Linked DNA regions of Mus musculus: region 2 is linked to region 1. A link is a loop called in an ENCODE intact Hi-C map of the cell type or tissue named here. Cell type or tissue: heart. All regions are shown on one strand. Each heading gives the region's core, and the rest is flanking DNA. Links, peaks and the distances in the headings are about the cores only. Region 1 holds the start of Manbal (mannosidase, beta A, lysosomal-like). Region 2 holds the start of Ctnnbl1 (catenin, beta like 1).

Region 1 (5,375 bases), core at 244-5,243:
CAGACTGGAAGGAGGACCAGTGTGGATCAATGACAGGCAGGACCTCATCCTGCCAGACCTGCTTAGCTATGCATACCTCCACCTCTATTCAAGCCTAAACTCCATGACAGAATCTTGGGGAGGGACTTGGAAGCCAGAGGATCCTATTATTTGTTCCTTTTTCCAATGCGGGCACACCGAATACATCTCTTTTCTGATCTTCACTGCTAGTTATCTCATTAACTAAAATATTAGCAATCAGTAGCCAAATCTAGCTCGTTGGCACTGTCAGAGCCAAGTCTTTTACCCTAAAAACTTCAGTTAATAAAACCTTTCAAGAAGACGCTGCAGTTGCTTGGGACAGAATACAGTTTCTATCCCAACACTAGGGAGACAGACAGATCTCTTTGAGTTCTAAACCAGTCTGGTCTGTATGCTGAATTCCAGGCCAGCCAAAACTGAAACCCTGTCTAAAAATAAAGAAATATTTTAATGGCATATTAATCTGAAGTTATTAATTCTATCAATAATGATTGCAGGGAATATGGTCCTTAAGGGATCACATGGGTGGCTTTAATGCTCTGTTCCATCCCAGTATCATAGTTAATAATGGTGTCCTTTGGGGCACATAGAATTTGAAACACACTGGCAACATTTGATGACGTCCACACTGCTGGCGCTGCATCATCACATGCCTTCCAATTCCCCACTTGCTGGCACTTCAAAACTGCCTTCATGTGTTCTTCTGCTGGGACTATAGCAGAGACCTCCACACTGGCAGTGACGTCCGCTATGGAGATTTTGGTTTCAGAACGAATCCATCCCTAACCTGTGTGACCATCCCTTATTCCCAGGAAGTGGCTTTGTGCTCTTGTTTCAGGGGAGGCCTGGCTGAAGCCTTCACATAGCGTAAGGCAGTCTTTGTCCGTTTCTACTCACAAATTCGATGCCATCTCTATCCTAACTAAGTAAACATTTACTACACACTATGGCTGTAACCTTGGCAATGTGAGGTTCAAAAACAAAACTACCACTTATTGATGTTTCAGCAAAGTTCCCATGGAGCCCTCAAATTTGCTATGCAGCCCAGAACAGTATAGGCATGCTCTGCCCCACCCCCAGACTTAGGATGCAAGGGATAAAAACCAAGGCTTTTACACGCTGGGTAAGCCCTCTTCCAACTCAGCCATATCACCAGCTCTGATTTTTAATTTTGATTTTTTTTTTTTCGAGACAGGGTTTCTCTGTGTAGCTTTGGTTGACTTGGAACTTATTCTGTAGACCAGGCTAGCCTCCAACCCACAGAGCTCCTCCAGGATGGCCAGGGCTGCACAGAGAAACCCTGTCTTGGAAAAACAACAAAAATTTTGTTCTCACCAAATAGCTTAGCAACTTTAGCCTAAGAATCTTCCTTTAAAAAAAAAAAAAAGGCTGTTTAAAATAGCACCTTTTTCAGCAAACCCCAAAGGCTATCATTACTACTCTTGTGCTGATATGAGGGTTACACAGGCAGCTGTCCTACGTGACTAATGAGGGGGTAGCGTATACAGAGGGATACGCCAAGCAAGACGATGACCTACGTGTAAAGCAGGAAGAGGTAAAACTTCATCGTGCTACTATCTTAGGGCCGGGAAGAACAGTTCTGGGGTCTGAACATGGGACTCAAGCACGCTGGGTGAGTCTCCACTACTGAGCTACTCAAAACACACAAATTCAAAGCCATGCGCGGTTTGTTTCTGGAGTCTTCCACTTTCTATTTCCAGGTGTCAGGTCACTGGAACCGCAGACACCGGGGAGGCTATCGCATTCCCCATCCCTTTCTCTGGCAGTTTTCTCTCAAGCACACACTGCAACTAAGCACTGATACGCTCCCGGCCTTCGCATCCTCCGCACAGGCCCAAGGGAGCCTTCTGCGGGGAAGGAAAGTGACCGGGAGAGGAAGATCGAGATGCCCGAGGTAACACAGCCATCCAGGGCACACCCGACAAGCCAAGCCCCGGCTGGTCCCGGCGCAGGGCAGGCTGGGCCCTGGCCCTGCACAACCCTCGCGAGGGCCCCAGTCTCCTCGGAACGCAGACTGCCTTTACAGATAACTGCCCTCCGCAACCCCGGAAGCCGCTGTAACCCGCAACGCCGCCCCGATCCCGCCCGCCGGGAAGCCTCGGCCGGGTTATCCGAGCCTCAATACTTACCTCCCGGAACGCCGCGCCGCCGCACCGGAAGTGATCCCTCGTGACCCGGAAGCGATGTGCTGGGAGCAGCAGCAGATTCCGCTCAGCGGGTTTTACCAGGTCCACCGCTTCCTCGCCGTCTTCCTCCTGCTCTCCCCTAATTAGACACCGAAGGTTGAAGCTTTAATGAATTTTTTATTTGATTTGAGACAGGGTCTCAACAGTGTAGCTCTGACTGGCCTCGAACTGGGGGCAATTCTCCTGATTACAGCCGGTCTCCCCCCAGTTTAGAACTCAGTTCTAAGTCTGAGCCAGAAATCTACAATATAAGGGGTAGGACAAACATTACCATGCTATAATTCAGACAAAAACAAATCACCATAATAAATTAAAAAGAGACCAGTGAACATCTCTGCTTCCATGGAGTTTATAGTCAGTAAGTCACATAATAGATAGGGAATCCTTAATGCGATAAATGTTTGGAAGGCAAAAATCAGCATTGAAATAAGTGCGGCAGACCAGTTAGGAATGGAGTTTAATGGGCAGTGATGTGATTGGTGCCTGATAGTCAAGCCTTCACAGTCTCCCACGCTGACCAATGTGACCCATAGAATTTTGGGGAAATACTGAGCTTGAGTTCCGAGATTAAGACAGAAAAACATTGTGACTTCCTCTTTCCTCGCTCTTGATCATTCCTGGGAAGTCCCGCAGAGTGAGATTCACGTGGGCAGTTATCAAGCCTCCAGCCAACGAACTCAGCTTGGCAGCCAGATAAACTATCTCTAGGTCAGCTGATGTGGCCCTGACCCCTAAATCCTTTAATTATGTGTGCCACGGGTGGGTATTGGTGTGGGTACGGGTGTGGCATATGCACTCACATGCATGTACCTATGGCTGCTGAGGCCAGAGTATATCACGTGTCTTGCTCTATTATAGTCCACCTTATTCCCTTGAGATAGGGAAAGCCGCAGGGATCCCGTATCCATCCTCTCCTCTCCTCTGCCTTGGACTGGCGTTAAAGATGTATGAGTGACCATGCCTGGCTTTTTACTTTGGGTCTTTGAGACCTTCATGTTTAGTCAATAAGCACTCTCACTCACTGAGCCATGCCCAGCCTCAAAATCAATTGTGTAGATGGATTTTGGGTTGTTTGGTTTTTTGTTTTTGTTTTTTCCTTTTTCTTTTCTACTTCTGAGGCAGAATCCTCAAGCGTGCTGCTCCAAACTCCTGCTGCTGTGAGGTCCTCCCAATGGTAGACATAGACGGTCATCGACAACCCAAGCCAAAACAAACTTGCAAAGTTTCTTCTATCGGAGCCTAACAGCAACAAACGAGTAACTAGGGACTGGAGAGAGGCTCAGTGGTTAAGTGTGTCTGCTGCTCTTCCAAAAGAACCTGGGCTTGGTTCCTAGCACCCACATAATGGCACAAAATCCTTTATAACACCAATGTCAGGAAACCAGAAGCTTTCTTCTGGTCTCTGTGTACCAAGCACACATGTGATACAAATACATACATGCAGACAAAACATTATATATATTATATATGTTATGTTATATTATATATACATACACACACACACACACACACACACACACACACACACATATATATGGTCTGGAGAGAACAAATATTTAATACAGGACTTGCCCTAAAAGTGCCCAATATGTATGGATAGATAAAGACAGTCATTTTTGCTTGAGCGTTTTTTATTTTTGAGACAGGGTCTCACAGTGTCATCCTAGCTGGCCTGGAACTCTCTATATAGATATATAGACCAGGTTAGCTTTGAACTCACAGAGATACGTCTACCTCTGTCTCCCTAATGCTGAGATTAAAGGTGTGAGCAACCACACCCAGAAAAAAAAAAGATGTTTTATGAATTCTTTACCCTCTATTCAAAGATATATCAGAACTTAACCTCTACTGTTCCAGAATGTGATTCTATTTGGAGGCAGGATTTTTGTGGGGGAAGGGGTTGCAGTGAACCTTATGGACGGTGTTCAAGAGAATAGGGCTCCCTAAGCCCCTCCCCTTCTTCCACGGGTCTAGGATAGAAACTGTGATGGGTCTTAGTGCTGGGGCTGAGTTGGGACAGGGACTCCTCAGCAGCCTAGGGCCTCTCCCTCTCCTGTGCTTCCTGGGGTTGGTGATCCGGGCCTTTTTACTCTTTGGAGGCCATATAGACCATGAGGTCTGCCACCTTTTGCTGTATTCATTGTCGTGATAGGAAATGAGCTTTACTAAGTTACGGAGTGAGGATTTTCATAAAAGTAAATCAGCTGGACATGGTGGCTCACACCTGAAATCTCTGCACTTGGGAGGCAAAGACCAACAGATTTCTGTGAGTTCGAGGTCAGCAAGGTTTTACAAAGTAAGTTCCAGGACAGCCAGGACACACAGAGAAACCTTGTCAAAAGACACAGAGACAGAGAGAGAGAGAGAGAGAGAGAGAGAGAGATGGATATGGAGGTGCACACTTAATCCCAACACTGGAGGGGCAAAGGCAGAAGGAACTCCAAGTTCCAAGCCAGCCTGGTCTACGTAGCAAGAGCCAGGACTAAATAAAGCAATCCAGTCTCAAACAAACAAAAGAGGGCCAAGGAGATGGTGTATTTAGTCAAGATGCTGCTGCATACGTGCATGTGCCTGGTAGCCTAAGTTTTATCCCCAGAAAACACATAAAAATAAGAGAGAACCTACTCCACTAAGTTGTTCTCTGACCTCCACATGTATGTCATAGCATATGTTTCCCTTCCCACAACATGCAGACATATGTGCGCACACACATACACACACACACACACACACAAATATATATTTTAAGAGAAAAATGAGGTCAATAGGATGAATGCTGAAATCTAATCTAAAAAGAAGTGGATTTGGACACAGATGCACACATGAGGATGTCATGTGGAGATGAAGGCAAACATGGAGGGATGCTCCTATAGGTCAAGAAACACCAAAATTCCACCGTCAAGCCCTGGGAGCCGAGATGGCTGTAGAACAGATTTCGTAAGCCTTCCCGAGTGCCATCAGACTACTTGGTTTCACGCTCCTGGCTGCTGGAACTAATAAATGTCTGCTGCTCAAGTCACCTAGTGTGTGACATGTACGGCCAGCCCTGGCATGTTACTACAGGTAATATGGGAAATACGCTGATACGGGTGATGTAGGTACATGCTAACACATGTACTCTGAAACCCGTTACTATCTGTCTCCAAA
Region 2 (5,375 bases), core at 132-5,131, 370 kb before region 1:
AGATGCAGGGTGCACTTTACACATAAGAAAGAACTTGATGCAGATGGGCCCCCCTTTTGACGTGCACTAGCCATGTGCACAACAGCCACCACGTATGCTCACATGTCCGCGGCGGACCCTGCTGCACTCCCTCACAACACGTCCAGCCATCTGAAGTTCTTGTTTACTTCCTTAGTTATTCTCTGGTGACTCCCCCACCATATTTGCCTTTTCACACAAAAGCAAGAGCCTTGTCTCATTTCTTTCCACATCATATGCTCAGTGGACCAAGTGCATTGCACACAGTAGATGGTCAATAAATATCTGTAACCAAAGAATGGGCCCCTTCTGGTAGTGTTGCTCCACATCTGAAACAATGGACTGGACTAGCCAGCCCAGAACTCCCAGACGAGCACTCATCGGTGACCTTCCCACCATCTTTCTTGTTTCATCACCAATTACATATCTTAAAGAGAAAACTATTATGGCCTCGCATCTGTTATCTGTTGCTTATGTATTCTTTCCCTTTTTTTCTTTTAATGTATTCTTTCTCATCAGGCCTGGAGTCTCCATCTACGGGGTCAGTGTTGTATATATTGGCTAAAGGAAATAACTACCAATATTAGTATTTATGGGCTGTTTTAACTGCAACAAACATTGGCCTAACACTGCTTTTTTTTTCTCTTTTCTTTTTTCTTTTCTTTTGGTTTGGTTTGGTTTCTGAACACGATTTCTCTGTGAGACCCTGGCTGTCCTGGAACTCACTCTGTAGACGAGGCTGGCCTCAAACTCAGAAATCCGCCTGCCTCTGCCTCCTCCCAAATGCTGGGACTAAAGGTGTGAATCACCAACCACCAGACATAGCTAGGCTTTTTGTTGTTCTTTCATTTTGGTTTGCTTTTATTTTTTGGTTTTTCAAGACAGAGTCTCTCTGTGTAGCCTTGGCTGTCCTCTGTAGACCAGGCTGGCCTCGGACTCAATGAGATACACCTGCCTCTGCCTCCCAAGTGCTGGGATTAAAGGCGCCAGCTTCTTAACAGACTCTTACCAGAAGAAGAACTTTCTTCACAACCGACCATAAGGTCGGTACCATGAGGTATCTGTTCAAGATTACAACAACTAGTTAGTAAGGCAAAAGGCATGGAAGGCAACCTGGGGCTCCAAATCCAGGCCTTTTATTTTATTTTATTGTAGTGGTGGTGGGGTGTCTCAGTATGTACCCCTGGCTGGCCTGGAACTCAGTGACCCACTGGCCGCTGCCTCCCTCCCAACTTTCAGGCACTGAGATTCAAGGCAGCCATGGCTAACAGCTCAGGTTCACAGGTTCTTACCGCCTACTCTGGCCTGCAGAGATATCACTTTTTTGTTGTTGTTGGTTTTGGGGGTTTTTTGAGTTTTTTTTTTTTTTTTTTTTTAGAGACAGGGTTTCTCTGTATAGCCCTAGCTGTCCTGGAACTCACTCTGTAGACCAGGCTGGCCTCAAACTCAGAAATCCATCTGCCTCTGCCTCCCAAGTGCTGGGATTAAAGGCACGAGCCACCACGCCCGGCCTAGAGCTATCACTTTTAAACTCAAGTTCACAGGTTCTCACTGCCTACTCTTGACTGCAAAGCTATCACTTTTAAAACATCACACCTTGAACAAAATGCAAGTGGATAAGGTTGGCTTACCCACTTTTTATTTCATCCATCACCCAAAGTCTGCTCCATCATATTATGGCCTCATACATATTCAATCAATATGATCAAGGATCTGTGATCAATATAAAAATACTACCTTTTTCATACTAAGTCTTTAAAATGAAGTGTGATTTACAATTACAGTACTTCCTAATTCAGAATAATTACAGTTTATGGGTCCCAACGCCTATTGCAGCTAATGAAAACAAAGATGGACACAAGAAGCCTCGTTAGGCAGTCAAAAGAGGGACAAAACTCTGAGTTGGGAGTCTGGACACTTGAGCTTTGTAACTGTTGAGTGACCTCAAGAGAGTCCTTTCTTCTCTCTGGGTCACCCGTTCCTCACAAGCACCCTGAGCAAGGAGGTCGAGAGGTCTCTTACCGACCCATTCCAAGCTCCGTCTTCCAAACAGCTTAACAATAGCAGGGAACGTGGGCACAGGTTTCTGCACTTTCAAATGACCTTTCACATACATCCATCCACTTTATAGATTTTAAAAGAAGAATTGAGACTCCGTGACGGGAGAAAGACTTCTCCAAAGCTACACTGACACTTGGTAAAGAAACTGAGGCTCAACACCGGGGGGGGGGGGGGGGCGGGGGTCTTCACAACTGTCTCCCCAAGCCCTGTGAATTGGTAGAAACGAGACGGAAGAGGAGCTGAGGGCTACCGGGTGGGGAACAGAAATCACAAGGCTCAGGTCTGGAGAAGGAAGGGGTCGAAAGGGTCCAGAGGGCTTAGGGGAGTGAAGTGCAATGACAGGATGCAAGCCCGGGTGACATGAGAAGTGAGGGCCAGGGACCGAGGGGAGGCAAGATGACGGGACTCTGTCCCTGCTACCCGAGCGAGGATGAGGAGCCCTCCGGCCTCGCCAACTGCTCTTACCTGGTAGCTTAAAAGTTCGCCCACGTCCATGGTTCCGGACCCAATCAGCACAGGGTACCCTGGTTGCCTCCACTCAACTCCCGAACCACGGGCCGCTCAGAGGCTTTTCCTGACACACTGCCGTAAAGCGCCAGGCCCCAGAACCAATAGAGTAAAAGAGCGCGTGGCCGGTGAGCCCGCCACACTGCCGTAAAAGGACGCGCTGCCGTAAAGCGCGCCGCGTTTTGACAATTCTGCTTCCGCCTGTAACCTGAAGGGGCGGGGAAAGGGGCGGATACTTAGGGGATGAACCTAAAAGCGAGGCCGTTATCCAAGAGTAGAGCAGAGTGCTTGGCATTTCGTGGGTAACCTTAAAGAGCTTCCAGAGACTGGCACTTTTGTTCTTTCATTCTCATTTCACAGATAATTGAAGTTGGCCTGTTGGTGGTGTTGAATGCCTTTAATCCCAGCACTGGGGAAGCAGAGGCAGGCAGAGCTCCGCAGGCATATGTTTTGAGTTCGAGGACAGCCTCGTCTACAGAAACGAGTTCCAGGACAGCTAGGGCTACAGGGAGAGAAGAGGGAGGGAAAGAGGGAGAGGAAGGAGCTGAGGTTTGAAATTATGCGCCCCATAGTTAGTCACATGTGGCTCTGGGGCACTTGAAGTGTGCCTAGTCCTAATAAAGATGTTAAGTGTTAATCAAATGCACAGTGGATTTTTCGTACTTGAACTGGTTCCTTTTTTTTTTTTCACTTACTGGGTAAAGGAAGATATATTATGAAATGAATTTGACTTTCCTCTCATTTGTTAAGCGTACTTAGTAGATATACTGAAATTGTATATGTGGATTTCATTTTGGGGTTCCCATTATGCTTCCCCTGGGCTTACAAAATGGCTTCCGGCCATAGGTGGCTGAGAAACCATTGATATCATGTTTGTTTTTTTCCCCCAGGCTTCTTTGTATTCACTAACACAAGACCCAGTGGCAACTGGAAGATCTCCTGTCTACCCAAGCTGTATTAAAGGGTCTGGGGGTCTGGAGACATGGCTCAGCGCTTAGAACCATTTACTGCTCTCTAGACGTCTACTTCCGTTCCCAGCACCCATGCTGGACAGCTCACAATTGCCTGTAACTCCAGTTCTGGGGGATCTGGTGCTCTCTTCTGGTCTCTGTGCAGACCCACAAGCACACGCATACACACATTTATATATATATAAAGGTTGGTTCCTGGGGAAGGAATTTGCCCATTATTGAGAGATAGTCAAGGCGTTCCTCTTCTGGGATTACAACAGACACCATCCAGAAACCCCATTCAACTACCTCCAACTACACATAAGAAAATTGTTATTCCTCAAACTGCCACAACCTCTCCTCATTATTCTCTCTGTTAGCACTTCCTCTACTGTTCACAGACTCAATCTGTCATTTTGTACTTGATGGTTGACATTTTATGTTTTGACAGCCTCATTAATTGGACTCCAAACTCTCTAAAAGTTGGGATTGAGTTTGTCAACCTCACCCTCGAATCTTCAAAGCCCAGAACAACGCATGACAGAGAAGGTTTCACCGTGGGCTTTGTGAGTGTTGTTAAGGAGAGTGGATTTTATGTTATCTACTTTGGGAAGTTGTTGAGATCGTCAAAACAGGGATGCTTTCTGATTGGGTTTTTGTTTTTAAAGAGTAGCCAATGTAAACTGCTTTTTACAGAGTTCATTTGCATGTCCTTCCCCTCCCTTTCAATTAAGTGTAGATTGTGACCTCCAGAGAGGCAGGACAGAATAAAGGTAACCATGAACAGAACTATTTTCTAGTTTGTGCCTTGCCTCAGTCAGCTTCAATAGGCAGATTTGCAAAAGCCCAGTCTGGAGGTTTGAATAAAAATGGCCCCCATGGGCCCATAGGGAGTGGCACTATTAGGAGGTGTGGCCTTGTTAGAGGAGGTGTGGCTTTGTTGGAAAGGTGTGTCACTAGGGAGTAGGTTTTGAGGTTTCAGAAGCTCAAGCCTGGCTATTGTATCACTGTCTCTCCCTGCTAGCTACAGATCGAGATATAGAACTCTCAGCTCCTTCTCCAGCACCATGTCTGTCTGCACAATGCCATGTTTCCCACCATAACCATAATGGACTAAACCTCTGAACTGTAAGCCAGCCCCAAAGAAACCTTTGTATAAGAGTTGCCATGGTCATAGTATCTCTTCACAACAATAAAACCCTGACTAAGGTAGGTGCCAGGGACTGGGGTATTGCTGTGATAAGCCTGACCATGCTTTGGTTTGGAGGAGTGCAGACTTTGGGATTTTGGATTAGAAAAGCAGTTGAATGCTTTAAGTGGGGCTTAATGGGCCATCTTAGTAGGAACATGGAAGATAGTGGTACCTGGAGTGATTTGAACCTATGGGGACCTGCCTCAAGAGGTTTCAATGGAGAAGAATGTTAGTGTGTGGCCTAGAGACTGTTCAAGGAGAAATGGGACAGCAAGAAGTAGAGTGGAGCTAAATCCTCTATTCAAGGAGATAATTTTTTTTTAATCTTGATGTTAAATGGAATGAAGGGAGCAGTGGCTTCATAGCAAGATCCCACCCAGCTAAGCTGCCAATTTATGAAAATGAGTTAAAGAAAAGGTCAGGGCCAGGTGTGATGGTGCACCCCTTTAATCCTAGCACTCCAGAAGCAGGGGCATACGGATCTCTCAGTAGGAGGCACATGCTTCTGGAGATTCCGCTGTCTCCAGCTCCCATCTCAGCACAAAGCCTTGGGATTACAGGTGCGCGCTATCATGCCTGGCTTTACACGGGTTTAGGGTTTCAAACTGAGGTCTTCAGGCTTTCAAGGCAAGTGCTTCACACGGGGA

What was found. A loop is a pair of places that touch in the nucleus more often than their neighbours do. Peaks named below come from ENCODE experiments on the same cell type or tissue, not always from the same donor. Only the 100,000 strongest peaks of a DNase experiment are listed, where the experiment ranks them.
Region 2: it touches region 1 in a loop (2.5-fold over the local background); 1 of 42 quality-filtered maps calls a loop at or near these places.

What each region holds. Positions count from the first base shown.
Region 1 is chr2:157,364,437-157,369,811 of GRCm38, reverse strand. It overlaps Manbal (mannosidase, beta A, lysosomal-like), which reads right to left and starts at 2,218. Exons shown (of 3, transcript NM_026968.3): 1 at 2,172-2,218. It overlaps Gm39974 (a long non-coding RNA gene), which reads left to right and starts at 4,631. Exons shown (of 3, transcript XR_866905.1): 1 at 4,631-5,375. In heart, for the core only: no CTCF peak of the experiment used is centred there; DNase peaks (open chromatin) are centred at 2,201 and 2,871; H3K4me3 peaks cover 1,902 bases; H3K27ac peaks cover 1,357 bases.
Region 2 is chr2:157,734,729-157,740,103 of GRCm38, reverse strand. Ctnnbl1 (catenin, beta like 1) reads right to left here and starts at 2,703. Exons shown (of 16, transcript NM_025680.4): 1 at 2,545-2,703. The coding sequence starts at 2,574. In heart, for the core only: a CTCF peak has its summit at 2,784; a DNase peak (open chromatin) is centred at 2,713; H3K4me3 peaks cover 1,427 bases; H3K27ac peaks cover 1,110 bases.